Regions from separate parts of the Homo sapiens genome. Here region 2 is linked to region 1. Evidence: chromatin loops called from intact Hi-C (ENCODE). Cell type or tissue: natural killer cell. All regions are shown on one strand. Region 1 has its middle 98 kb from the start of LINC00299. Region 2 overlaps LINC00299 (long intergenic non-protein coding RNA 299).

Region 1 (2,500 bases):
GCAACTCCTTTGAAAAGGGGGAAAAAAAAACCAGTCCCCTGGTGTTGTTTTAAATATGTTCTATTTGTGCAAAAACACAACTAGGAGTCAACCTCTGTGTGTAGTCCTATACGTCTACAAAACTAGAGAGTTTTTCTAATGAAGTATGCACCAAACCCAAACCCACTGCCGCTGGAGTTTACGATGATGCTTTGTTGACCCGGCTGTGTCCTGGTGCTGGTGGCCAGGCCAGGCCCGGTGAAACCAGCCTCGTAATCTGCCCTGTCTCTGGAGACTCACTTCTCCCACCAGAGTCCTCCATGTGAACTTCTGTGAAGCTTTCATTCACACTGTGCTTTGCGAGGCCATCTGACCTTTTGCTTGGCTCAACTTCACTCTTTGTGTATCAAGTCGCCTCTATTCTTTTCTCCTAGCCTGCATCCATTAAAGCAGAATTCCACGGTGCCAACACCCCCATAAGCACAGACGCAAACACAGGCACTAAGACGGAGGTTTGTGAGGAAGTGAACTAGGCGGTGCAAGATAGGCATAGAGCAGCGTTTCCTCTAAGATGCTTATCACGAGGAAAATAGTCAACTTTTAACTTTCCAAGGAAGAGCTGCAGATTTGAGAATACTTCCTGGGATCTGAGTTTGAGAAACACCAATCTAGTGACTCTATCTCACATTCTCTGAGTCGATTCCCGTTTCCAACACTCTGCTTCCTTGTCCATGTGCTTGCTATGTGACACGTCTCAGAGGGTTTCGAGAACTGCAGCCCAGACCTGGGTTCTGAGCACCCATCTCGAGTCACCTGTGCTGTGCCTTGGCCTGCGTTCTTCCCTTCATGTGAGTGCTTCTATCCACGTGGGGCTACTGAAATTGCCTCATTCTTCAGGAGGACCATCTCAGATTTGACTTCTTCCATGGAGTCCTCCTAACTGTCCTCGTTCTTCTTTATCCTGGTAATGGCCTCGAATGGCTTCTTGGGGCCCGTCCATCTCAGTCACTGTGTTAACCTCCCCCCCCGGGGACTTGCTCGGAATCCCCTGCACCCCACTGTGCCTGGCAGAGTGTTCTCAACACACTGGTTGCTCCGCACATCTTTGGCGTTAAGTTGGATTTGGGAGACTCTCCTGCATCATGGATGCACCATGGAGCCTGTGAATGCTGTTGTGGGACAGGTGTTGGGGTGGCGGGACAGGTGTTGGGGTGGCGGGACAGGTGTTGGTGTGGCAGGACAGGTGTTGGTGTTGTGGGACAGGTGTTGGGGTGGCGGGACAGGTGTTGGGGTGGCGGGACAGGTGTTGGGGTGGCGGGACAGGTGTTGGGGTGGTGGGACAGGTGTTGGGGTCCTGCCATCATGTCCCTAGGCAGAGTTGCAGAAGGCTTTGCAAGACTGACGTGGTGACGAACACCCAGGACAATTCTTGAATGGAGGTAGATTCTGGCATAAGCTCTGTGTGTGTGTGTGTGTGCGCGCGCACGCGCGCGCGTACATGCGCATGTGTGGGAGAATATGTGGGAGTTTGTTTGTTTGTGACTGTGTGTGTGTTTAACCACATCCTGGAGGTCAGTGTCCCTGCAAGTCAAAGTGAGAATAACAGTGAGATTTCTTTCCCACAGGGAGGTGCCCACACCCAGTTACCCTCATACTCCTTTTCCATCCTGTCTCCTTCCTCCTAAGGGTCAACGGAGAATAAAAGGGGTGGTAGAAGCTCTCCAGAATCTCCTCTTCCTGGCAGTGTCATTTACAATGAATTGTGTGAAATGATTTACTGGGTGAACTATTTTAGGACACCGTCCTTTGATGTAGGATGCCCTAATCACACCCTCAGGGCGCTAAGTGCCTCTCACTCTCAAGTGGTGTGATTATATCTCATGCCATTCACAACCCTCCAGGGTTTTATTTTATTTTATTTTCATACTGGTATGAAGAAATCAATTATTCAAGGCAATTGCTTTGATCCTAACGAGCTTCAGGTTTGTGGTGGAAAACCTTAGCTGTGCAGTTCTCTGTGGGCTCCGCCCCTCCCAGCGTGGATGCAGCCCTTCCTGGGCCACCACGGCCACTGCGCTGTTGTGTGCAGCAGTGTCGAGGCTCCCTTGTGAACGCAGAGCCTTCTGCGGGCTGCAGTGTAATTCCCACAGGCGGCCCATTCGTGTGAGAAGGTTGCTGTGGCCTCAGCTAAGTGGACACTCGAACTCATCTGCACCTCCTTGGAAAGGCCGGGCAGATGGACTTGCTCCCAGCCTTTGAAAGCCATTCTCATGGAGTGCTTCCTACCATAACACTCACACTGGTGGGGAGGAAGGAAGTGGAGGGTCACTTGGGATCTGTATAAATTAACATTTATGTCATATTAATGAGGTGCTAATTGCTCTTGCAGTCTTTTTAATGCAAATTAATCCAGTCCTGTTTGCATTGTCTTGTTCCCAGCCTAATACCTTCTAGCTTCTCTATTGTCGTCAAAGTAATTATCATTGCTCCCATGAACAAGGAACATGTTTTGCATCTGCTC
Region 2 (2,500 bases), 120 kb after region 1:
ATTAAATTTTAAAAATTTACAACAAAACGGTAGCAAAAACAAAGGTGATAAATACTCAGATTCATCACTTCCTAATGATTTTGCTATGATCTATTTTCCTGAAGGTATTCTATGCCCCTCCTGTCTGTAGGGTGACATACTATATCACGGTGGCCACTGCCTGTCTCTTCCCAACTCTGCGTTCAGTGAAGTCACGTTGGTCTCCATTGGTAACTTAAAATTTGCTATTCTTAGGTGGGAGTGTTTACAACAAGGAAATTGGCAAACATTGAAAATCAAGTTTTATTTTTTTCAACTGAGCACACCTCTGGATAAGCCACTGCATTCTAGAGATAGAGCACATGGAGGAACCCCATTTATCCTTCCAGGATCCATCCCAGAAGCCTCCTCTAGCCTCAGCCAATAGCCTCTCTGCCCTCCGGAGCCTCCTAACCTGTCCTGCACTTCCCTCTCAACACTGTGGCTGGTGTCAGCCTTTCCTTTCCTTCTGCAGAGTTCTTGATGGCAGGAACTGTGCCTCATTCATCTCTAGAATAGAGGTAGCGTGGATTTGGGGCTCCTTATGCCTCTTTGAAATGAGTGGGCAAGTGACCGAGGGAGTGAGATGGCTTTGCTTTTCGACCTTTGTCTCTGTTCTGCCTTTTTGGGAGCCCTCTCTCACTTACTGGCTAGGACACTTAGATCATGATAAACCCTGAGCTGCTTTCGGCCTCTGAAGCAGCCTGGTGGCTGATGTGATGTTTTACATAAATGTCTGTACAGTTTGATGCCAAAATGTCTACTGAGAAACTACTTCAAAGGGGCTACTTTTGAAAGAAACTACTTTGAAAACGACCTGATAGTTAGCTGGGCCAAGGAAAATGTACCCACTAGCAAGGACCAATACTTCAAACGCATTCTGAAGGACAATTTAAAAGGAGCATCACGTGCCTGGATCACCTTGGGGGAAGTTGTCTTTGAAACTGATCTAAATCAAGGGCAATAGGGCACAAGGACATCAGATTTGTTTGAAGAAAACAGCATCCTGTTAGTCTTGGAAAATAATTGCACAAAGCCACCAGAGTGCCACTTCCTCCCCTCCTCCCACACACCCTCCCGCCACACCAGCCTCTGTGCATCAGGGACCTTTCCAGGCCCGTTTCTGCCTTGGGTGTCACTTTGGTTAACCATTTGAGGGCAAATACTCGGAACGTTGATAAGAGGGTTAGTTAGAAAGACACCCCACTTCTCCTGTTTACTTGTGGGTCACCCTCCTTCTCTGGGGCCCACTCCCCCAGGCTTGTCTTGGTAATTTTTTAGACCCCAGAGGTCAAGAGATCTGAGCTCAAGGATAGGTCACCCCCTCCCATGAGAGCCACGCTTTTGCCGCCATCTGTAAAGTTAAGCTGCTCAGTCCACTTGCCTGTGTCTCGGAGCTGCCGAGAAGTTGGAGGAGTAAATTATGGGAAGCCACCAGGGTGCTGAGCTGGGGTGCTAGTCATTCTCCACGCCGCTTCTAGTTTAAGTCCCCTTGTATTTTAAAGGAGGAACCCTAGTCCCAGCCACAGTGGGCAGCTTGACCAGGCCACACACAGCCACTTTACTGCAGGACTCAGGAGTGGGATCCCGTGCCCTTCTGCTCTAAACTACATCTGCCTTTCTCAGCAACTCTTAGTTGTTAGCCCTGTGTCAGATAAGTAATCTAACAACCAGAAATGATTGCCACCCATTTCGCTATAAATTTCTATCCAGGGAATGCAGACATACCCAGCCACCCCCACCCCATTGCCACCACACGCTCTCTGCCACTTGGTTTCAGATGGAGTAAAAGTCCCCCTCTTTTAACATAGCCATGTTAACCAGGTGACTGTTCTCTCCCTGTCAGCATTTAATATACAGCACTATAAAATCAGAATGCATATGCCCCCCTTTCTATAACTATATGTTAATATATAAATAATATTAACAATTGTGATAGCAACAACATATATAGCACTGACTATGTGCCAGGGCTTATTCAAAGTGACTTGCATATATTACCTCTTGTAATCCTGACAATTCTGTTAGGTAGATACTATGATTATCCCATTTTCATGTGAGGAAACTGAGATACAGAGAGGTTAAGTAATCTGCCCAAGGTCTCATAGCTAGTAATTGACAGAGCCAGAATTGAACACAAGCAGTCCAGTTTCAAAATCTATGTATATGTGGACACATATGCTTTACAGTGTGAAATACTCAAGACCCCTTGTGTTCTGGGTGTTAGGGTGAAAGAAAGGATTGTCAGGGCTCTGATGTGCTAACTTCAGACTCTATCCCACTGTACTGTCATAGGCCTGACCTCAGACGTGGTAAGTTGTCCCAGGAGGCTGGAACAAGACAGAGCAGATCAGGCACAGACATCCTGCCCTGGCCCTGGCCGGGGCTTCAGTCCCCTGCCGGGCCTCCCCACCTCCTAGGTTCCTGCTGCAGCTTCTTCCTTCACACTCTGGCCGTCTCTGCAGCTGTGTCAATGTCCTGT

Evidence for each region. Hi-C counts contacts between places; a loop is a spot of excess contacts. Peaks named below come from ENCODE experiments on the same cell type or tissue, not always from the same donor. Only the 100,000 strongest peaks of a DNase experiment are listed, where the experiment ranks them.
Region 2: a loop joins it to region 1, with 2.0 times the contacts of the local background. A loop is called at or near these places in 3 of 110 quality-filtered maps.

Annotation. Positions count from the first base shown.
Region 1 is chr2:8,424,742-8,427,241 of GRCh38, reverse strand. No RefSeq gene overlaps it. Among named protein-coding and RNA genes, the nearest start is that of LINC00299, 98 kb to the right of the region's middle. In natural killer cell, no CTCF peak of the experiment used is centred here; a DNase peak (open chromatin) is centred at 1,501; H3K27ac peaks cover 2,500 bases.
Region 2 is chr2:8,309,344-8,311,843 of GRCh38, reverse strand. The region is part of intron 2 of LINC00299 (long intergenic non-protein coding RNA 299); the gene reads left to right. Among named protein-coding and RNA genes, the nearest start is that of LINC00299, 18 kb to the left of the region's middle. RefSeq lists an enhancer at 2,268-2,407. In natural killer cell, no CTCF peak of the experiment used is centred here; a DNase peak (open chromatin) is centred at 1,083; H3K27ac peaks cover 2,500 bases.